Linked DNA regions of Homo sapiens: regions 1 and 3 are each linked to region 2. The links are chromatin loops, found by intact Hi-C in ENCODE. Cell type or tissue: PC-9. All regions are shown on one strand.

Region 1 (8,000 bases), 230 kb after region 2:
GCTCATGCCCTCTGTGACAGCCGCGTAGACCTTCTTGCCACAATGGCATAGTTTTTGGCGCCATTTTGGATATGTTCTTTATTTAGTTTAGGATGCCCGTCTCCCCTTTTCCTCCTTGGAGCTTCTTTTTCCTATATTCAAAACCCAGGTGCTTCTCCGGATTCCCTCTGGTGCCCTCCATACACATCTCTGTTACTGGCACTTTACTTTCTACATTGCACTCTGCTGATTTGTTTACAGTTTAGTCTGATGCTGACCTCTGTAGGAAAAGAGTCTATTTTCTCTCTACTGGCTCTTGGGCCCTGACTCAGATCCTGGCACACAGTATGCTTGGTGGGTTATTGGGTGACAAGGCATAGAGAATAACTACTATGTGATGTCAGGGGGTATGGCTGACCAGTCCTGGCTGTCCCATTCACTGAGACATGTGTGACAAATGACTCACCACTTAAGGCCCATTTTTGTTAACTGGGAAATGAGGGTTTCTGTCTTAGTCCACTTTTTCCTGCTCTAACAGAATACGTGAGAATGGGTAATTTATGAACAATGGAAGTTTATTTTGCATATGGTGCTGGAGGCTGGGAGGTCCAAGACCATGTCACCAGCATCTGGTTATGGCCTTCCTACTGTGTTATTTCATGGCAGAAGGCAAGAGGGATGGGGAGGGAGGGAGGGGGAGAGAGAGAGAGAGAGGAGGAAGGAGCAAGAGGGAGGGAGGGAGGAAGGGAGAGAGAGAGATTGAGAAAAAGAAAGAGAGAGAGAGAGATGAAGCAAGGTAAACTCATCTTCTTAATCTGGAACCAGCTCCCACAATAACTGCATTAATTCATTCATGAGGCAGAGCCGTCATGATCTAATCACCTCTTAACGGTCTCACCTCTTAACACTGTTGCATTGGGGATTAAATTTCTAACACATCAACTTGGGGAACACATTCAAACCACAGCCAGTGCCACTGGCTATTCTGATTCCAACTTTCTTATGTGGTAGAAGCAATAAAGACTCTTGGATTTCTGAAGAGGAAGAGCTGATAGCCCTGTGGTTTCATTTCTTCATTGGTTTTGGCTGAAGGCAAGTGGGTTTCACTGTGTCTGGGAAAACACAGTGAAAACCAGGAAGACCCTATCCACATTTGCTGAATGCTGGCAGGCAGTGTGCTGTGGAAATTCCCAGAAAGACTTTTCACACAGAAGCTCAAAGGGCCCGAGGTCACGAATGCTCCAGAAAGCACCACCACAGCTCCTTGGTGACTCCCAGGATATGTTGCAGAGGTCCTGGCAGCCTGGAGGGCAAACAGTTGAGAGCATGAAAAACGAGTGTCGAGGCTGTAGAGAAAGAAAAACGTGAGACAGAACTCAGGGAGACAAGTTTGCCTCTGGGAGCTTCTCTGAGGGGTTGAAGCAAAACGCTGAAGAATCACAACCCCATCCTCTGTCCAGAGCAGAATCTGACTTGAGGATGCAGCTCTCAGGATCAAAAGCAGAGGAGCTCGAGGGATGATGTCTTCCAATGCCCCCTATTTTATGGTTGGGGAAAGTAAAGCCAGGAGAGGTGAAGTGCCTCACTACAGGTCATTGCAGCAGGCTAATAGGAGAATGGCTAGTATGGCACTAACTCAGGTTACAGATGGAAGGGAATTTACCTTCTGAATTTCTGGACCTCCAAAGAAGGCTGAATGTTGTGATGTTCTTTCTGCCTAGAAGAGAAGTAAAATGATGAGGAACTCAAATCCGACTTCTTGAAATCTGAGGTTTGGGCTTGAACCCAGACCTACCATTTTCAATTTACTGTTCTTTTCCCCGTTTTTCACTCTTTCTTTTTATCATCCTGTTTCCACTGCTACTATCATTTTTATTATTGCTACTCGCTACTCCTAGTTGTACACGAACATTTATCTTTACCATATGGCAGGCACTGTGCTAAGCTCTTTACATGTATTATCTCATTTCATTCTTCCAAGAACCCTGAGAGGTAGGCATTATTCCCTTTATTTTGCCAGTGATGAAACTGAGACCCAGAGAAGTTAAGCATCTTGCCTGAGGTCACACAGCATTTAGTGGCAGTGCTGAGATTTGAACCTTTTGTCTCTCTGTCTCAGCATTCTTTTTTTTTTTTTTTTTTGAGTTGGAGTCTTGCTCTGTGGCCCAGGCTGGAGTGCAGTGGCACGATCTTGGCTCACTGCAAGCTCCGCCTCCCAGGTTCACGCCATTCTCCTGCCTCAGCCTCCCAAGTAGCTGGGACTACAGTCGCCCGCCACCATGCCCGGCTAATTTTTTTGTATTTTTAGTAGAGATGGGGTTTCACCATGTTAGCCAGGATAATCTCGATCTCCTGACCTTGTGATCCACCCGCCTCGGCCTCCCAAAGTGCTGGGATTACAGGTGTGAGCCACTGTACCCGGCCCTCAGCATTCTATTAAGAGTTCTTGGAACTGCATCTCAGCTATGTCATTATAGAGTTGGTAGTCAACTATTAAGCCATTCTTGTTCTTTAGGAAAGTAGAATCTATATATCTCCAAGATGATATGACTCAACAAAGTAGGGCCTCCAAAAATTGAGGCTGTAAGCAATGCCCCAAATGCTCCAATGAAAGAGGAAAAGTGGAGGGAGGTAAATAGTTATTGGTAAGGAAATTTTCTAAATAAGTAAGCTCAGGTTATTTAAAGGATCTACCAAAAATAAGGTGAGGAGAATCAATTTTGTAAGTAGTGATGGCTACAGAACTAGCCTAGACCAAACCTGGCTGATTGTGACAAATACTAAATATAAAAACAAAATGAAGCAAAATTGTAGACTGACTGATGTTCGGAATGAGAAGAACAAGGATGGGTTGGACACGTTGGTTGGACTCTTGGAAGGATGAAAGGAAAGCAGCAAACACTAACAAGCTGGTCATCTCAGGCCAACCGTGTTTCTTTGTCTGAGCACATCATTGCACTGATGAAACAGAAATTTTATCACAGCATACAGGGGGTTTTGGCAGGTCCCTCCTTGCAATCACTATGGAAAGAGCATGAACTGATAACTATACATTCGGGTGCCTGGTTGCAAAGAAAAATAGCAAGAAAGCTCATTAATGAAGGGTTGCTAATGCAGAGAGAAGCTCCCCAGAATTCACGTTGGCAGTTAATCTGAAGATATAGATGGACTGCTCATGAAATCTAGAGTTCCTTCCAAAACAAATTATTGTGAGATTAAAATATTCTCTTTCTGTTGGCACAGCAAGTGAAGGCAAAGTCATGGGAACCTGGTGGACTTTAGAAATGCTTGGCCTCTCCTCCCGTGGTGGCTGGTGCCAAGTCAATCTGTAGCTGATTATTGTCTCGAATATGTACTCAAATGAGCTGTGTAGTAGGCCATCTGCTGTCTCCTCGACTCAGCTGATAGGCCCTGGAAAAGGGAAATCCTGCCAAAATGCAAATATCCTACTTAACTGATAATATAGGGAGAGGAGATACAGGCTGTGGGGGAATGGGGGTAGGGAAGGGAATGGGGCGTGGGGAAGAAATAAGTGACTGTCTTCACCCTTCCTCGATGTCTTTCCATCCTCCTGTGTTTCTTCCTGTTAGAGAAAGACCAGGTGTGGATCAGTAGACCCCGCTCACAATTGGAGTTGCGGGGTCAGACTGGAAGTAGCCAGGGAATTAGGCTCGGTTGTGAGGATGCTTTTTGTAGCCTCTTCATTTGAATTCAAGAACCTATAGCCTCTTGGTTTCCACTGGCACGCTTGCCATGGTAGGAGCCCTTGTTAGGATTAAGCTTTTCTCAGTGCTGGAGATGGAGTTGTTGCACTCATAGGGCTACCACCTGGATTCCTCAGATTGCCTCCGAATGAGTCTGTGAGCCCCACCCCACCGGACCTCCCTCCATGGCGTCCCTCCCAAGCATGACTCAAGGGTTCTGAGTTGCTGTGTTGAATGGATTGGCTAGCGATCGTTTCCATGGGCATACTGCTCCATCATTTCCAAATGCTTTCGTGTTCACTTTCAGTTTCTTTTAATATTTATAGACACCCCAAAAAGGCTGCCACTATTCAGTTGAAATGGTAATGCTAAGGAAACTAAGGCTCCAAGAAGACGGTCCAAGGTCTCATGGCTAAATGAGTAGAAGACCAAAACTGTGATTACAAAGCTGTCACCAGCTCTGCCCCTTTAGGGTGAGTTACTGATGAAAGAAGAGTTGGCTCTGCAGACAGCAGTGAGGAGGAGTGAAGCCACCCAGGCATAAGGCACCGGGGAGCTGCGGGCCTGTGTCCAGCTGGAGCGCACGGGGCCATCTGAAGGGGCAGTCGCTATGCATTGGGCGCTGACTGCCTGCAGGCCGTGGGCCAACGCTGCCAGCTCTTCCAAGTCTTCATGCATTGCTGGGAATCAGAGTTTTAAAATATTGACAGTGGATTCAGTTCTTTTCAAAACACTGTGCCCATTGCTCTGGATCAAACAGACACCATCCCACACAACACTCCAGTTGTGATCAGTGGATTAAAGCAACACTCCTTGGTGAATAGGCTTCTTTTGATGGTACTTGCATTTGAAAAGAGTTTTGTTGAAGCAATTTAGCTTCTAATTAATGCATTCTGTGGGGGAGATGTTTTTTCATGGAGTCATCTTCTTGTGCCTGCTCTGGGTCCCCCAGCTTCAAGGAATGTTGGCTAAAGAGAGTGGGAAGGTGGGATGCAGTGTGGGTGGCGTCACCTTGCAGCCTGACCGTGCCTCCTCCGTCCTCTCTGCACAAGGTGACAACCCACTAGGATATGGAAGGGGAAGGCTGTCACATGTACCTTGTGTGATGCACCCAAGTTATTACAAATCATTTTCTAAAAATCCTTGCAGAGTGGGTAATGGGTCTCTGAGCCATATAGTGTTGGGGCTGTTGCAAAACTGGTCCACTTCCAAATTGCAGGCCTTGATCATTTACTCCCTGGGTGGGAAAGGGGAGCTCTCCACAGTAAAGAACTCATTTCTTGTCCTCAGATGTGTGGTGGTCTGATGTGATGAGCAGACTTTATACTGAGAAAGGAATTTTAGAGGAATACAGAATCCAGCTAACTTAGTAGGAGTGATTAAAAAATACTGGAGGTGTGGGGCGAGGCAGATTCTCTTGATAGAGGAAATTCTCCAGGTCACGTGTGTTTTTTTAATAAGTAGCATCCCTTTGCATTAACCTCAGTGGTTCTCAGCCTTGGCTGGTTGGGGAATCCCTCTGAACTTTAAACACTGCCTGTACTTGGGCTCAGCCTCAGAGATTAGGACTTAATTGGTGTGGAGTCTGGTGAGGGCATCTGGACTTTCAACAGCTCCCCTCCCCCACTGACGATGGTTGAGAATTACTACTCCAGTCTGTGAGTTTTAGAGTTCACTGTGCATCAGAAGCACCCAGGAGCTCTTTAAAATGCAGGTTGCTGGGCTTTGCCCCATGGACTGAATCCAGAGTTCACGGGGGAGCCCAGGAACCTGTATTTTTCAAAGCTCTACCTCCAGCGAGACTCAGGTGATCATTGACTTATGTGCTTCATCGCAGGTGCCCATATAGAAATACGCAGATAGGTTATTTCAATTTGCAATTAATACATATAAATACTTTAGTGTCCTACTTTTGACAAGCAGTTGGATGGAAAATCGATCTTTTGAAATGGATGTCAGTTTAGGCTCAAAACGTGTGATTACCTAAGTTCTCACTGCTGGAGAATTCAAGCTGATAGGCCATGTTTTTCAAAGGAAGTGGGTGCAGAACTGGATCCTGTCAGTGTCAATGCGGGTGCATCCGGGTGTGTAGCAGTGCCTTTTGGTTAAACCCAGGCTTTCCCTACGAGAGGTCTTCCAGTCCATTAATCTTGTGTTAAGTTTCTTGGCTGGAAGGGTGGTTTATAGAAGTGGTGCCAAACAGCTGTAAATGCAAGGCTGAGAACTATTTGTCCTCTTCCTTTATTTTTAAGACTTCAGAAAACAACTTTCACTAAATTGGTAAATAAAGTTTTAGGTATTATTTTCTGATTAATGAAATCACCATAAACTACTACTTCTAGACTTCCGAATGTCATGATTTTATTTCTGGTCTTATTATATTTGTGTTTCTGAGTCTTAATGAGCTAGAAATGCTTATAAGACAAAAGCAATGTGTGTTTTTTCCTGCATCAGATTCTTTTACACCTTATCTTGAAGTTTGCATAACTGAGTCACTTTCTATTTTTTTTTAATCACTTTGATAAGAGAAAAATTTATGTTAGTTGCAGTCCAGGAAAAAGAAGGCACAAACACTGCTGATCAAATATTACTAAAGCTTTTATGGACTCTTGAACCTCATTTTCCCTCCCATATGTACACAAGACACACTTCATTCTTACTCTGTTTATGCCTCTCTGTCTAATAGAAACTTCACTTCTGACTCCAGCTTTGTCTAATTATTAACACAGAGAGGTACTAGAAGTTGTCCATTAGCAAAGAAGAGAAAAATTATGTTTAGGGAACTAATTTTATAACAGCTTAAAATGGCTTTGATGTAAATCTGCCAGATGCCTCTTTTTATATCATCAAATACTTTGCTTTACCTTGAAGAATATTACCCCCAGGTTGGGACAGGAGCTTTCCCATTCTTTTCATTATTTTGTATGTAAAAAAAACCCAAAAAGCCAGTTGTACCTCTCGTAAATAATACATGTTTTCCTCTGCAGAACTGTAGTCTATGTGACACCTACAAACAAGGGACTGCTTGAGGAGTGAAAACCTGGCTTAACCCAGGCGTGCACTTCTTAGGGAATTCTTTATAGGAAGGAGTCATCATTCATAGCAGTGATTTAGAAGATTTCATTCCAAAGATTGAATTGCCTGTTCAGCTGTTCAAAATGCCTGATTCCCCAGATTTCAGGAACAGCAGAGAGGGGAGAGAAACCATTTGCAAACACATAGGGTGTCGAGTAAGAGTCTCAGAGATTTTTTTCTTCCCATCTGAAGTGTCATATGCTCAGTTTGCTTCCCTTGCTTACATGTGGAACTGACCCCTAACTGTGCTGATAAGAGAAGAATAAGTAAGTAAACACCCCCAGGATTTGAGGCTGATAGAAAAGTCACTTGGTTTCAGTGAACTGGACTGGAACACGAGCTTTTTGTTTGCTCTTGAAAGTTTAGCACTTGAATTTCAGGTTGGGCTGTTTAGTTCATTAAAGAAAATGTGGATGCCTCATGCCAACGCCTGTTTTCTTTAGGCCTTGAGAATAGAAGGCATTGTGTATTCGGTACACACACACTAAGGGAACAGTGACTTAATTGTACCCTGGGAACAAAAGCCATTACCTGAGGACAAGATGGGAGACCCCAGGCTTCTGCTCTCTGTTTCTCTCTGCAGAGTCAGCATTGCTGGGAACCCTGGAGCAAGTATCTGAACTGTTGCTGGTGTTTGCCTGTGAAATTGTAATCATGGGCTGGTTTCTCCTGGAGCTTAAACATGAGGGGAACTTGGCTCTGTGGGGAACCTGACTTCTTGTGAAGAGACCCAGAGCCTAGGCCCCATCCCCCACCCCCCAACACACACACACACACACACACACACACACACACACACCAACACACACACACACACACCCCAACACACACACACACACACACACACACACACCAGAAGCGAAGCAGGCGGAGAGGGAAAAGGGAACAGAGAGGGTTTGGTTCTCCCATTTGATCTGTCTCCTTGCAAACGTTCCAGTGACATAAATGGATGGTTGCATCCTGCGGCTGCCCATCCGTCTGCCAGCAGTCCACCTTCAGCTGATGCCATGTAAACAGCGTTTGCACACTTTCCTTAAACAGTGATCTGCGGGCAGTGCGTGCGTGCCAATGAGAGAGCTTGGGGGCCTTTGGAGTTTTGGGGGATACCCTTGATTATTCTCTCACACAAAGGTGGTGCCTCTGTGTCCCCTGGGATGGGGACATGGGGGTTGGAGGCCTCTCTCCTTCTGAGGGGCTAAGTGGTTGGCCTTGCTGTTGGCTTGAGCCAGCTCTTTGGTTGCA
Region 2 (8,000 bases):
TGTTAAATTTTAGGGTGGTTTGTTACTAGCATTAGACAGCTGAAATACAAATCCTGTGCAAATCTCCAGCGATAAAGCAGTTGTGTGCATTTGATCCCAAAGGGCATCATTTTAAGCTCATTTGCATCATATAATTGTTTAATTCTTCCTGAGATATAATTGCAAATTATCCAAGTCATGCTTGCAAGTGAATCAAGAAGAAAAAAATCTTAATTTTATTAACTACTGATTTACCCACATCAATCTGATTTACACACCAACCTTTATTTTGATGCTTCCTTGGATGGAAAAATAAATAAATAAAAATAAAGCCCAAGGTCAAAACAGTCAAATAGAAACTAGTAAGTATTTCTTGAGTTACTGCTTCCTACTATCATGGACACTTTGCATGGTGGTGAAAATAGAAGAATCTTTGCCCTCAAAGTTCTCACCATATGACAGATAAGAACAGGCCAGGCTTCAGAGGCTGGCAACTTGACTTTGCCATCACATTGCCTCTCATACACCAGTCTCCATACTCTGAGCACCCACTAGCTAGCTAATTAGCAGTGACTGCTGTCTATTTCCAGGAACATCTATGTGAGTCCTTAGGATTGTATACAGAGACAACCCGAGTGCCCCCCGGCCCTTTCTAGGGTCTCTCTTGCTCAGATTATGAGCGAATGGGAGCCAAGGGATGATTTCAGGGGGAGCTCTGCAGACCCAGTGTTCCAGGTCTTCCATGCCCACCAGCCCTCTGCCCTGGTGCCTGCCACCACTGTCCTGGCCTTCGACTCCAGTCCACGCTGCTAGACTCTCCTGTAGAAGTCAGGCATGGTGGCTCATGCCTGTAATCCCAGCACTTTTGGAGGCTGAGGAGGGTGGATTGCTTGAGCTCAGGAATTCGAGACAAGCCTGGGCAACATGGTGAGACCACATCTCTACTAAAAATACAAAAAATTAGCTGGTGTGGTGGTGCATGCCTGTGGTCCCAGCTACCCTGGAGGCTGAGGTGGGAGGATGGTTTAAGACCAAGGTGCAGTGAACCGAGATCACACCACTGGATTTCAGCCTGGGTCACAGAGCGAGACCTTGTCACACAAAAAAAAGAATCTCCTGCAGACTTCTAACCTTCACGTGCTGTGGGCCTGTGTCCACACCTCCACTTATTTCTCCCAGGCAGCTTGGCCTCTGTCAACCCTTATGTCCACCTTTCAAAGAAAGGTCCCACAGCCCTTTCATTTGGATCCCTTGGAACTCCAATCTTTCCTTTATGCCCCAGGACCTGTCCTCCGCTAAGAGTCACAGCACTCTCAAGTGAGGCTGCAGGACTAGGAGGAGGTGATGTTGGGGTGCCCTGCCCTGGGGGAGGCACAGCCCCACACCGAAGCACACCCATGCTCCCCTCCTTCACCCAGATCCCTGCTGCTTCACCTGCTACACCCACCACTCTTCAGAGGTCCTATTGCTATCTGACATTGTCTTGGGTATTTACCCATTCTAGTTTTTATTGCCTGTCCCCTCTCATGCCCCGTGGAAATGGCGATTGCTTGTCTATTTGTTGTCAGGTATCTCCAACGCATCATGTGGCACATAGTAGATGTTCAATTAGTATAGTCATCCTTTGCTTAAAGATGGTGATACATTCCAAGAAGTGTGTTGCAAGGCAATTTCATCATTGTGTGAACGTCATAGCATGTACTTATGCAAACCTAGATGGCACGGCCTACCACACACCTAGGTTATATGGTACAGTTTATTCCTTCTAGGCTACAAACCTGTACTGCAGGTGACTATGCAGAATACTGTAGGAAACTATAACACGATGGAAGGTATTCATGTATCTAAACATATCTAAGCATAGGAAGGGTATAGTAAAAAATGTGGCATGAAAGATTTTTAAAAAGTGGTACACCTGTATAAGGCAGGCCTGCCTATGAAAACCTTGTGGGACCACCATCATATATTCAGTCCATCATCAACCGAAATGTCCTTAAGGGGCACATGACTGTATATGTTTAATCAATTACTATTTATTCCTCCTTTGTGGTGGATTTTCTTTCAGGAATTCAATGGTTTTATCCTACAGACCATCAGGGGCTCTCTATGCCTATATAGTCTTCCCAGTCTAGTGTAAACCAAGGGAAGTGTCAGGGAATCTTAGTGTCCCTTGACATGCTGGGGCTCCCAGGGCACTCCATGAATAAATAGAAAGCGGTTGTGTCCAGGATATGCAGAGGACTCTGGGGAAAGTATGAATCATCAGGCCCTGATAGTTTGAAAGTGACCTTTCACACCCTGCCAAGACACTGCATTACCGAAGAAGAGGTAATTGATGGCACAAAGCAATAGATGGTGCCCGATAGAATGGATTACAAGAGGATAGACCATAAACCTCAGCCATGATGCCTAACAAGGAATGTTCTCAGAACTCTGTAGGCCCAATCTCAGAACAAGTGAATTAGAATATCTAAATCAAAGGCTAAAATGCGCTTAGAAAATGCTTGCCAAGTGAAATGACATGATTCACTTCGGGTTAAGAACTATTGGCCTAGGCCGGGCATGGTGGCTCACGCCTGTAATCTCAGCACTTTGGGAGGCCAAGGCGGGTGGATCACTTGAGGTCAAGAGTTCGAGACCAGCCTGGCCCGCATGGTGAAACCCCATCTTTACTTAAAATACAAAATTTAGCCAGGTATAGTGGCACATGCCTGTAATCCCAGCTACTTGGGAGGTTGAGGCAGGAGATTGCTTGAACCCTGGAGGTGGAAGTTGCAAAAAAAAAAAAAAAAAGGAAAAAAACTACTGACCTAAAGAAATAAAAATTCCTTTTTGATTAGAAGGGGCTAATATTGTTTTGGTGTAGGTACTGGATTGGCAAGAAGGCTGTCCTGCATAAATTCATGTCTTTACAATAGGCTCCTATTAAAATGCACCAGCTTCTCCCAGTCTCCTTGCCTTTATCTTCTAAGGAGGTTATAATGCAAAACCAAACATCAACCAATCTTAGTTTGGTCAAGTCAGGAAAGAAACAGCAGGAGAGAAATAATACAGAGGCTGCATTATTTGCTTTCCAAGTTATTATCCAAACTATGAAATATTTGCATTTTGGGGACTAATAAAAATAACATAATAAAATGAAGATAATATCTTTAATGCTATCATCTTCCAATAGCTTTGTTATTGAGAAATACTGGTGTGTTTTTCTATTTGCATTTCCAAGTATATACTCACTCAATCTGCCAGAAGCATCCATTTGCCTCTAAGAGGATTTAGAATAATTACATCAGGAATGCACAAAAGGAGTTGATTTTTCTGCTTTGACTACACAAATTGTATTTTTGTGTCTCTAGAAATAGGATCGTTTTGACAATTCTGAAGAATCTAAGTGAAGCTTGGCAATACTGATTCTGCTGCTTTGCTGTAAGTCATAGGATAGAAAGAATGCAAGATGTGCCGGGCATGGTGGCTCATGCCTGTAATCCCAGCAATTTGGGAGGCCAAGGCAGGCAGATCATGAGGTCAGGAGTTCAAGACCAGCCTGGCCAATATGGTGAAACCCCGTATCTACTAAAAATATAAAAATTAGCTGGGCGTGGTGGCGCACACATGTAATCTCAGCTTCTCAGGAGGGTGAGGCAGAAGAATCACTTGAACCCAGGAGGCTGAGGTTGCAGTGAGCCAAGACTGTGCCACTGCACTCCAGCCTGGGCAACAGAGCGAGACTCCATCTCAAAAAAAAAAAAGAAAGAAAGAATGCAAGATGTGATGAAAGGAAAACTTCTGATATACAGAAAGGAGAAGAACCTTCCTCTTCTAGCCCAGATGGAACATGGGAGGGAAGAGAGAAAAACAGAGTGAAGAGGTTGGTTGCCAATGTCTTTGATATCTATCCCTTTCTGCGACCTTAGGGTAAACTTGGAAACTCCCAAGCCTGTCTTTGGGAAGTGGGTCTTTGGTATACCCTCACATCCAACATGGCAGGACTAGCAATGGTGAATAAGATATCTACGTAGACATCCTGAGAAAATGTTACTGGTGCCCCAGAGCCTATGCATGGTCTGCAGAAGATCCACAAACGTGTCCTCAAAGGTTCTGAGATTAGCTGTGCTGACCAAAGATCACAAAGCTATGGGGTCTGTGGAACATGGGGACTCATGACCCCTACCTGACATGCAGCCAGAAGGGACCAGCTGCACACAACAAGCTCCATGCAGAGACCCATAGAAGGCCCAGCCCATCTGCAACTAGCAGATGAAGGACTGGTGCTCAGGGACACAGTATCTCCTCCCACCACCCCAAGGTTATGTCACTTCTTTCATGCAGCCAGATGCCATCTAGCGGGGTGAGGAAAACAGCAAGAAATCTGAAATACTGAGATAGTTGAGAAACAGGCTCTCTCTCTCTCTCCTGGGTTTTTCTCCACCCCCAGCACATGAAAGAATTGTAAGGAAATTTAGATGATTGATAATAAACTATAAAATATAAAATCTGGATTATCATTATATATTTTATGGTGATGGGTAGATTTCCATACTCGCCACAATTACTAGCCTTTCCTAAATTAGGACATTTTCTGGAATGTTCTTCTAATAAAAACTAAGTCATTATCATTATACTTAGATTTTATAACCAAGAATTCCAAAGTCATATTACCAGTCTACTACGCTTTCCCAATGAATCCATCCTGTAAGTCTAATTTCTAAATACACTTGTTGTCCACAAGGTGGCCCTAGAAGCAATAGAATACAGTTCACCTCCAGAGCAGCCCGACCGCTAAAAGGACTCAATCCTTTTTGTTTTCCCATTTATGAGCAATTAACGGAGTGAGAACAGAAAAAAAAAGAGCACAATTAAACATTGTACTAATAAACTGATAACGCGTCTTCAGTGTTTGTTTTTACCAAACAGAGCAGAACTATGAATCATGCGGCCGCGGAACTGCACACCTTGGCTGTGTATGGCACCGAGGCACCTTGCGTTACCTCCGAGGATGTCTGCCAATTTTTTAAACATGCAAAACCATAGTGTCAGTAAAAGAAAAGTTCCCAGAAGACTCGCAATTGTGCAAATGGGGGGGGAAAAAAAACAAACAGGCATCAGCCATCACAAAATTCCAGATTGCCAGATTCCTTGATTGTGGCTTTTAAGCAAAACACAGCCAGCTGCCTGTATTTAACGTTAATTGTTAAGCTCCAAGTCTCAGCCAATCATTTTACTTCTGAGCTGGCGCTGTAACAGCAACACAAATATGAAACTCTCTCCCTGACCCAGTTTAGTGTGGGGGGGAGGGGGGAAGGAGACAATGAATAATTAATTCTGGGATTTGGTCAGCTTTCCTGTGAAGAACACATCGCTAGCTTCCTAAAGCAAAACAACATCTGTGCCTGAAAACTTCTCTTGCGTCTTCAAGATGAGCTGATGGTGTGTTTATAAACCCCGTAAAAATCCACCTCTTATCTCTTCTCCCCACCAAAGAGCCATGTTCGCACTTTAAGGAGTGAGTCTTCTGTTTATGATTGGCTAGAGGGGTGGCCACCTTTCTCATGTGGTCCTCTGCTGAGAACTCACTCGGCTGATGATTTCCCTGTTCTTGACCCTTTGTGTGATTTGAAGGTTTCTCGCTCCTCCCAGATTGCTAACAGCGCCAAGTATCTAGTCTCCTATTTTTCCTCGGGGGATGGATACCTTAGCCTCCTTTCTCGGTCTGGAATGCAAAGAACGCAGCTTCATTTGAGTGAATGGAGAATTCTTTGTAGGCAGAAACGATCTCTCACTCCTCTCTCATATTCCTGTTCAATCTTTCTATCTCATAAACCATAAACGACAGGCAGATGTCTAAAAAAGCATCTGGTTTTTAGAATCCCCCCAGTCACCGGACCTGGGGGGAGGTGTCCTCCTCCAGAGCACACCGAGCAATCTCCCGCAACCAATCTGACTTTTTGAGTCTGGCTTTGAGGTCTTGTTGCCAGAAAAGGGAGTCCTGAATCCAGACCCCAAGAGGGTTCTTGGATCTCACGCAGGAAACAATGTAAGGCGGGTCGCAGAGTGCAGTGAGAAGAGAGAGTTGATTGAAAGATACGCAGTTACAGAGTAGGGATCCTCAGAAAGCAAGAGGAGGAACGCTTCATCTTTGTTTTGTTTTTCTTACATGGGGGTCTTTTCTATGCAAAAGATAAGCTATGTCTCTGTGCAGGTGGGCTGACAGCATGGCAAAATTGCTTATTTTTTGCTGACTCAAAGAAAACTCTCCTAGTCATATAGTGTGTAAATACATCAAATCATACGTGTAATTACCTTAGAAGCATGCATTGTTATGGATATTGGGACATCTGGACATTCCATTGTCATAGGAGTGTGTCCTTGCAGGTATCATCAAGCTGTTTTCTGAACTGTAAACATCTTAGGGCTGTGGGTTGTGACCAGCAAGGAATGTGCCTTATTAGTGTCAAGATGGAGCTGAACTTCAAATGACGTGACTCTGACTCTCCTATGCTCTTGTTTCCCTAACAGTCTGACAAGGTTAACCTTCAAGGACTGCATCAGGAATTGGTCACAGTGCTTAGCAACAGGTTCTCTTCACTCTTGTCATTTACATATAGACGACAGCTAATATTCAAATCCGTGTAGGCAAACCCACAGTTGATTAAATTAAATCTCTTCTCTAGCTTGATTTGCATAACTTGAAATAATCAGAATAGAGAGTGAATGCATAATTGAAAAGAGAAAATACGTACTGCAGCTATTTGAAACTAGATGTCGTTGAATTAAGCTTGTAAATTCTGATAGTACTGAATGTACAACTGTTCTAGGCTAACTTTACATTTGAAATGTTAAGAAATGTGAGTTGTGAACTGGAAAGTTAATTAACAAACAAAATCTTAGAATATTGCACTTTGTTATGGCAGCCCTAGAAATAAACAAAATTTAAGAGAAAAAAGAAATTTTTTGACTAACAATAACAACATTTTAAGTTGTTTTTTTTTTTTTTTTTTTGAGACGGAGTTTTGCCCAGGCTAGAGAGCAGTGGCGCAATCTCCACTCACTGCAACCTCCGCCTTCCGGTTTCAAGCAAGTCTCCTGCCTCAGCCTCCAAAGTCACTGGGATTACAGGCACCCGCCACCACGCCCAGCTAATTTTTTTGTATTTTTAGTAGAGACCAGGTTTCACCATGTTGGTCAGGCTGGTCTCAAACTGCTGACCTTGTGATCCACCCACCTGGGTCTCCCAAAGTGCTGGGATTACAGGCATGAGCCACCATGCCCGGCCCCAACATTTTAAATTTTTTAAGAGAAAAACTGTCGAGCAAATGACCTGAATAGTTTGCTGGCACTATTTTACAAGAAAACAGAAGCAGTTCCTGCATACCATGTTCTATTCTAACTCTTGCAAGGAAAAGAATTTAGCCAGTGTTTCCTTTATTTTAGAGCAAAATCTACTCACTGTAAGATCTTCCCCATTACTGCACCCAGACTCCCAGTTCTCTTTCTTTATGGCCCATATAGGACCCTCACACCTCCACCCACTACCCGCATTGCCTTTATGAAAAAGCAGACCCTGATCTGGCTGGGCTCAGTGGCTCACGCCTGTAATCCCAGCACTTTGGAAGGCCAAGGCAGCCAGATCAGGAGGCCAAGAGAGCGAGACTACCCTGGCCAACATGGTGAAACCTCCACTAAAAATACAAAAATTAGCCGGGCATGGTGGCTCAAGCCTGTAGTCCAAGCTCCTCGGGAGGCTGAGGCAGGAGAATCGCTTGAACCCAGGAGGCAGAGGTTGCAGTGAGCCGAGATTGTGCCACTGCCTGCCAGCCTAGTGACAGAGCAAGATTCCATCTCAAAAAAAAAAAAAAAGCAAAGCCTGAAGAAACAAAAATCCACCATGCACCGCAAAGACAGAGAGACCCTGCTGCTAAGCAATGTCACTTTGTAGACCAGGCACAAGCAGTCCTTCATTTTGTTAATTTCACCTTGCCTTGCTGTTCCCATCACCTGGGGTATCAAAAAGAGAAAGGAAAAAA
Region 3 (8,000 bases), 480 kb after region 2:
AATGGCCCCAAAGATACCCCAATCCCTAGAGTCTGTGAATACCAAGCATTACATGGCAACAAGGAGTTTTCAGATGTAATCAGCGTACGGATTTCAAATAGGAAGATCACACTAGGTCATCCTGGTTAGATTAGTCCAACCTAATAAAACTGGCTTTTATAAGCAGAGAACTTCCTTTGGCTAGGGACAAGGGAGATGAGGCAAGACGGGGAGGTGGTGTCAGAGATTCAAAATTTTGACTAACTACTGCTGCTTTTGAAAATGAAGGGCTACCAAGCCAAAGAACACGGGCAGCATTCAGCAGCCAAGAAGGACCCTGGCCATCAGCTAGCAATGAAACGAGGACCTTGATCCCACCACAGAAAGGAACTGAATTCCGCCAACAACCTAAATGAGCCTGGAGACAAATTCTCCCCTGGAGCCTCTTGATAAGGAGCCAGACTGGCTGTCATCTCAATTTTGTACTCAGGAGACCCTAAGCAGAAAACCCAGCCAAGCCGACTGGACTTCTGACCTACAGAAGTGGGAGGCAATCAACAAGTGTTGTTTGCTGCCTCTAAGTGTGTGGTGATTTGTTCTGGCAGCAAAAGAAAATGAATGCCGTTAAGAGGTGAGGTGCAGAAAGAAGAAACAGAGTGGGTCTTTGGATGCCCCCTGGAACCTAATACTATGTTTGACATTGGTGTTGCATCCAGATTTCAAAACAAGATCCCGGCTGTCCTTCTACAGTATCGCCCCAGGAACAACAGAAAGTAGTCACAGGGAGAATCACCAATTCAGTTCTTCTAATGAGGAGCTTAGGAAGACAGAAGTTTGTGGTTTGCCTGCAGTGGCTTTTCTATTTAGTAGGGGGACAGAGATGAGGACTCCAAACTCGTGACTCTCAGCCTAGGAACCTTCCAGAGACCACTCCAGGAGGGACGCATGAAATGTCAGCCCTCCTCACATTTTGCCTGTCTACTCACCTTTCTGTAGACGGCAAAGATGGTTCCAATGGAGGCCAGGCAGTCAATATTGGAAGATTCATCCAGTGGGTCAAAGCAGACCATGTATTTCCTCTAAATCAGAGAGGGAAGCACCACCCAGTCAGCACATCTTCCCATTAGCACAATTGCGCTGTCAGGGCTGTGTGCAGCAGAGAACACCACATGGAAAAAAGATAAGAGAACCATGGCATATCCTTATCGAAAAACACCATGACTTACAGAAGGCAGGGTGTGTCAGCTTACATAAAAATACTCCTTTGGGTTTTGTATTGGACAACTCGCCTGTCCAATGTGAAGACGAGAAGATAAAGTGGGTGGGGTCTTGAAAGACCCACATCCCTACACCTAGCCACTCTGCTGTCACAGGCAGCTCCAGCCATGGAGGGAAGTCCCTGGGTCCTTTGTACAGCCGCCTGTGTGCAAGGTCCTGAGAGAGCCCTTAGTGATGGGGGCTGGAGCCCCTGGCTCATTAGACACCAGTGACAAAACTTCAAGTGAGATGAGGGTCATTTCTCCCTCTACTCAAATTAGTTTTCCCTGACTTTCCAACGAGTATTAGCCTAGTCTCATTTGAGCTTTGTTTCTGTTTTTGTTTTGTTTTGTTTTGTTTTGTTTTGTTTTTTCCATGCTCAGTCAGAGGCAGACAAAAAAAGTTTGATAATCTATAAACTTAGAAATTCCCCAACATCTCTATAGTAATCTAATGTATCCCATAGTGATCCGATTTAGCCCACTCATGCATGTTTTTATTCAGCAGATACTTGTTGAGCTTCCAGCATATGCTAGGAACTGTTCAGGGCACTGGGATTACAGGGGGGCGGCAATACTGGCAGCAAGGCTGATTTCTTGGAACTGAGATTCTAGTGTGAGAACAGGCAGCACACAGGCCAGCACACACACAAATAGGTTGTGGTGTGTGCCCTAAAGAAAACCTACGCAGGCTGGAGGGGCTGGTGACCCATGAAGGGGGTCACATTTGATGACAGTCTTGACTAGCATTAAGGAATGAAGACACACAGAGAGACCCAGAGAACAGATTTTTTTTTTTTTATCAGACAGTCTCATTCTGTTGCCCAGGATGGAGTGCAGTGGTGTGGTTACAGCTCACTGCAGCCTAGAACTTCTGGGCTCAAGCAATCCTCCCACCTCAGCCTCCTGAATAGCTGGGACTATAGGAGCACACCACCATGCCCAGCTAATTTTTCAATTTTTTGTATTTTGATTTATGTTGCCCAGGCAGGTCTCAAATTCCTGAGCTCAAGTGATCCTCCTACTTCAGCCTCCCAAAGCGCTGGAATTGCAGGCGTTAGCCACCACGCTCATCTTAGAGAGGAGAGTTTTAGGCAGAGAGATTAGCAGGTGTGGAGTATTCAAGAGCTGGCATGAAAACCTGTGTAATTCAGACCAATGGTAGAAGACAATGGTAGATTAGACAGGAGAGAGAAACAAGGGTCATGTCAACTGAAGTTGAAAGTTTAAAATAATAGGGGTGATGTGGCTTAAATTGTGTGAGACAAGTGTAAAAGTGCCTTGCACAGTACCCGGCATATAGCAGAGGTTAAATAAATTTGGCTTTACTTTACCTTTTCCATTCTTCCAGCTGATCACAAAGAAATAGCCTCTTGTCCCCAATTTCCAATGTGTAAAAGAAGGGCAAATAGCCCAATAGATGCTATTCTATTTGAGAGAGAGGCAGGTCAGTGCTTTGTTTCATAGTTCATTGAAATATCAGGGCCAGTGTGCTCGTGACTCCTAAGGAGTTCAGCCAACTTTTTGGGTCAAATAGAATAGCATCTATTCTGTGTTACTATATTGCTGCTGAACATTGGTTGAACCTTTTGACCGCCAGCAAATAAAAAGCTATTCATGGACCCATAGTGAATACGGTCCCTCCCTAGCCATGCCCTGCACTAACCAACTTTACCATCGTGTTGAACAAGAGCACAGGATCCTCGTGATTTCCTTTCTAGAGTAGTCTAACAGCTCATCAGGCATGAAGAAATCTCTGCTGGAACCATAACCCCCTTGCAAAATGTGGGGTGAGGGTGGCAGTGGAAACAAGAAGAGGGGTGAGAGTACGAGGCTGTGTTTTACATCTCTTCCCAGGAACTCTGGTTTTTACTGGACTCCACATGTTCAAGCCACTGACAGATAAAGTCAACAGCCGTGAACAACCGCCCACTGAAGTGGTTCCGTACATCACTCTGAACTATTTCCTGAATGAATCACTGTCCTACTGTAGAGTCTTCTTTCACTAGACAGCTCAAGATTTCCAACTAGAAAAGTGGCAATCCATTGTTTCTAGAAAACAAATACTAAGAAATAGAGGAAAAATCCAGAAATTAAAGAAAAACAGATTGTTTCTGGCTTAGTAGCATCATCTAATGGCGAGCAGGGGCACTGCAGCCCCTGGACGCACCTTCCTGGCGATGATGGTCACGTCCTTTTTCTTTTGTATGAGATGGGGATCATGGGCTGAGCAGATGCCCCAAAGGTGTCTGCCATGCTGTATGCAGGAATGCTGAGGTTTCATGCAAAAACGTATGTTGGGATCACTTGACGGGGTGCATGGAAAGTATCCTAGCAGAGTTTTGCTAGTAGAGAATGTGCCCTCCGCTAGTACTCTAGAGTCACAGCCCAGATCCTAGCCTTCGGGTGGAGGTGCCGCCCTATGAACGGCCATCAGACTGTCCTATTGTTCAGAGACTCCTTTCGTCCTTACTACTTCATCTCAGGCCTGTGAGGATCTCTACCAAGCAGAGCAAGCCCATAAATAAATAGCTTTGTGCTCACCAATGCATCAGTGGCGCTGAAATAACTGTGCAGTGGACACCACTCTCCCTCCCTCTGGGCCTTTCAGCTGCTCTGTGTGTCCACGCTGTTGTGTGCCCTGAAAGAACTTTGAGATTTGCTGAAAGGTCTCCAGCTGCAATTTCAGACCATGTGGATAACTCAAATGTCTAACATTTAAATATGGCTGAAAGGGGTCGACTGCTGGGCTGGATGGTGGCAGAAGTAGCAGGCTTTCCCTTGGATCTCTTTACAGGGCAGAGATGACTCCTTACAAATGGCACCAGTAATCCCTCTGCCTCCTGATACCCATCTAACAGAAAAGTGCACCCTGCTCATAAGAAAACCCCAGGCCACATTTGTCTTATGTGACCCTGGTCTCTGGCTACAGCTGACTTGACACAAACTAAGACAATCAGATTTTTTTCTTCTGGAACTTGCTGTGAGACACAGAGACACAGTGGACTGGATGACAATGCTGGGATGTGAAGGATGTGTCCTCGAGGCTAGGAAGGCAGTAGGTGCTGGATTTCATGAGAGTCCCCTGAAATATTCCAACAAATTCCCTTTCTGCTTCAGCCAAAATGAATGGGTTTCTGTTACATACAGCAAAGTTGGCCTTGAGTACAACAACAGATATTACAATTAACATTTTGCAAATGAAGAAAGGGAGACTCAGAGAGGTTAAAAATGTTGCCAAGCTCAATCTACCCCAGTCAGGATAGCATAGATTATGCTGCAGCAATAAATAAGCCAGAAACCCCAGTGGCTTAGTACAGCAAAGATTTGTTTCTCCTTCCCATGCCAGGCTGATAGCAACAGGGTAAGTGGCTCAGGCCTCCAGGCTCCTGCTGAGTCGTGACCCTGTCTCTAAATGCATGGCTTCAGAGGTGGCTCAGAAGGGAAGAGAGAGGATGAAGGATTGAGCCTTGGGTGTAATTCTACCCCCACTCCATTTGACAAAACCCCTGGCCCTCAACAAAAAGCAAGAGAGGCTGGGAAATGTAGTCTTCCTATGGGCCCAGGAAGAGAAATGGGTGTGGGGAGACTGATCTCCACCAGCCTCTCACACAACTGGGATGGGCAGAGGCAGAACCTGGCCTAAGGCCACCCTGACCCCAGCATAAGGCATCTCGCCAGCACTGGTGCCAGCGGCCTTCTCTGCAGCTCACCAGGACTCCACTCTCCATCACCAGCATCTCCATCCACCTCACTCCAGCTGTGGCTGCCACAAGGAGTCCTTGCACCTCATGGCAGCACCTCAGTGCTTCAGGGACCAAAGGATGCATCTCTTTTTATTTTTCTTTTATTTTTAGTTTTTTAATTTTTGTGGGTACATAATAGGTGTATATATTTATGGGGTACATGAGATGTTTTGATACAGGCATGCAATGCATAATAATCAGATCATGAAGAATGTGGTGTCCATTCCCTCAAGCATTTATCCTTTCTGTTACAAAAATCCAATTATCCTTCTTAAGTTATTTTTCAATGTACAATTACTTTATTTTTGACTATAGTCACTCTACTGTGCTATCAAATAGTAGGTCTTATTAATTCTTTGTAACTATTTTTTTATACCCATTAACTATCCCCACCCACCCCTGCCAATCCCCTCCCACTACCTTTCCTAGCCTCTGGCAACCATTCTTCTGCTCTCTATGCCCATCAGCTCAATTGTTTTGATTTTTAGATCCCATGAATAAGTGAGAAAATGCCACGTTTGTCTTTCTGTGCCTGGCTTGTTGCACTTAACATAATGACCTCCAGTTCCATCCATATTGTTGCAAATGACAGAATCTCATTCCTTTTTATGGCTGAATAGTACTCCATTGTGTATATGCACCACATTTTCTTTACCCTTTCATCTATTGATGGACACTTAGGTTTCCTCCAAATCTTAGTTATTGTGAACAGTGCTGCAGTAAACTGGGGAGTGCAGATTTCTCTTCAATATACTGATTTCCTTTCTTTTGTGTATATACCCAGCAGTGGGATCACTGATTTGTACGGTAGCTCTATTTGTAGTTTTATGGGGAACCTCCTAACTGTTCTCCATAGTGGCTTTATTAATTTATATTTCCACTAATGATGTATGAGAGTTTACTTTTCTCTAGATTTATACTCATGTGTGCAGAAAATGCTGAAGATTCTACCAAAAAAACCTGTTAAGATAAATGAATTCAGTAAAGTTGCAGGATACAGAGACAAAATACAGAAATCGGCAGCACTTGTATACACTAATAATGGACTATCTGAAAAGAAAATGTAGAAAAAGATTCCATAGAAAATAGCTACAAAAAAACGAGATGCCTAAAAATAAATTTAACCAGGAGCTGAAAGATCTCTGGTTTGAAAAGTATAAAACATTGGTGAAAGAAATTAAGCGGATGCAAATAAATGGAAAGATATCCTGTGTTCTTGCATTAGAAAAACTAATATTTTTAAGACGCCAGTCCTAACCAAAGCTATCTATAGATTCAATGAAATCTCTATCAAAATACCAGTGACACTCTTCACAGAGATAGGAAAAACAATCCTAAAACTCATATGGAACCAAAAAAGACCCCAAATAGACAAAGCAGTCTGGAGAAGAAGAAAAAGAAAGTAAGCTCCAAACATCATACTGCCTGACTTCAAAATACACAATACACTACAAAGTTATAATAACCTAAACAGGATGGCATTAGCATAAAGAAAGACAAATAGACCAAAGGGACAGAACAGAAAGCCCAGAAATAACTCCATGCATCTACAGCCAACTGATTTTTGGCAAAGTGCCAAGAGCACACATTGCGAACAGGACAGACTCTTCAACAAATGGTGCTTGGAAAACGGGATGTGCACACACAGAATGAAACTGGATTTCTATCCTTCACCAGATAGAAAAATAAACTCAAATGGATTAAAGACACAAATATAAGACCCCAAAATATGAAACTACTAGAGGAAAACAGCAGAAATGCTTTAAGACATTGGCCTGAGCAAGATTATTTTGAACATGACTCCAAAAGAGAATTGAAGCTACTGAAGCCCTGCTTCCTATGAAATCTCCCACCTACTTGAGGGATTCAAGAAGTCCTGAATTTATCCATGTTGCTATGAGGCCAGATATCATTACAGAAACTGTAGTGGAGGTGTCAACTGAGGGGTCTGAACCAACGGATACCTCTCCTATTCCTACATCACCAGATAGCCATGAACCAATGAAAAGGAAAAAAATTGGCTGTAAACCAAAGACCCAACAATCACCAATTTCCAGTGGGTCTCCTGAGTCAGGTATAAAAAAAAAGATGAGAGAAGGAAAAGGAAACATAATATATTTGTGGGAGTTTCTTTTAGATCTACTTAAAGATAAAAATATTTGTCCCCTCTATATTAAATGGATTCAGAGAGAAAAAGGCATATTCAGGCTGGTGGATTCAAAGGCTGTCTCCAAGTTTTGGGGAAAGCATAAGAACAAACCAAACATGAACTATGAAACTATGGAATGAGCTTTGAGATTCTATTACCAAAGGGGAATTATTGCAAAGCTACCAAAAGGGAAGTCTTGCAAAGGTTGAAGGACAGAGGCTTGTATATCAGTTTAAGGATATGCCCAAAACCATAGTGGTCACAGATGATGACAGAAGTGAAATCTGTAATGAAAATTTAGCAGGAGCTACTGATAAAAAATCATTGGAACGAGTGTCACTGTCGGCAGAAAGTCTCCTGAAAGCAGCATCCTCTGTTTGTGATAGAAAAAATTCATCCCCCATAAACTTCTCCAGAGCAGAGAAGAGTGTAGCTAGAGTCGTGAATATCACTTCCCCTGGTCACGATGCTTCATGCAGGTTTCCAACTACCACTGCATCTGTATCAGCAACAGCAGCTCCAAGGACAGTTTGTGTGGCAATGCAAGTACCTGTTGTAATGACATCATTGGGTCAGAACATTTCAACTGTGGCAGTTCAGTCAGTTAATGCAGGTGCACCATTAATAACCAGCACTAATCCAACAACAGCGACCTCTCCAAAGGTAGTCATTCAGATAATCCCTACTATGATGACAGCTTCTACTGAAAACCAAGAAAAAATCACCATGCAGCCTGTCAAAATTATTACCATCCCAGCTACACAGTTTGACTTTGTCAACTACAGACAAAGTCAAATTTAACTGGATCAGGAAGCATTGACATTGTTGGAACACCATTGGCTGTGAGAGCACTTACCCTTGTTTGTTTCA

The links. Peaks named below come from ENCODE experiments on the same cell type or tissue, not always from the same donor. Only the 100,000 strongest peaks of a DNase experiment are listed, where the experiment ranks them.
Region 1: it touches region 2 in a loop (8-fold over the local background); 4 of 110 quality-filtered maps call a loop at or near these places.
Region 3: it touches region 2 in a loop (8-fold over the local background); 21 of 110 quality-filtered maps call a loop at or near these places.

What each region holds. Positions count from the first base shown.
Region 1 is chr9:87,563,918-87,571,917 of GRCh38, forward strand. All of the region lies in intron 2 of DAPK1 (death associated protein kinase 1), which reads left to right. Among named protein-coding and RNA genes, the nearest start is that of DAPK1-IT1, 14 kb to the left of the region's middle. RefSeq lists enhancers at 1-372, 4,271-4,440, 6,222-6,391, 7,216-7,716. In PC-9, no CTCF peak of the experiment used is centred here; DNase peaks (open chromatin) are centred at 404, 6,194 and 7,114; H3K27ac peaks cover 1,929 bases.
Region 2 is chr9:87,332,332-87,340,331 of GRCh38, forward strand. No RefSeq gene overlaps it. Among named protein-coding and RNA genes, the nearest start is that of DAPK1, 160 kb to the right of the region's middle. RefSeq lists a silencer at 4,137-4,306. In PC-9, a CTCF peak has its summit at 4,725 (motif pointing right); DNase peaks (open chromatin) are centred at 4,790, 5,630 and 6,370; H3K4me3 peaks cover 1,365 bases; H3K27ac peaks cover 1,238 bases.
Region 3 is chr9:87,809,689-87,817,688 of GRCh38, forward strand. It overlaps the pseudogene LOC100420576 and the pseudogene ELF2P3. Among named protein-coding and RNA genes, the nearest start is that of SPATA31E1, 69 kb to the right of the region's middle. In PC-9, CTCF peaks have their summits at 3,375 and 3,576; no DNase peak of the experiment used is centred here.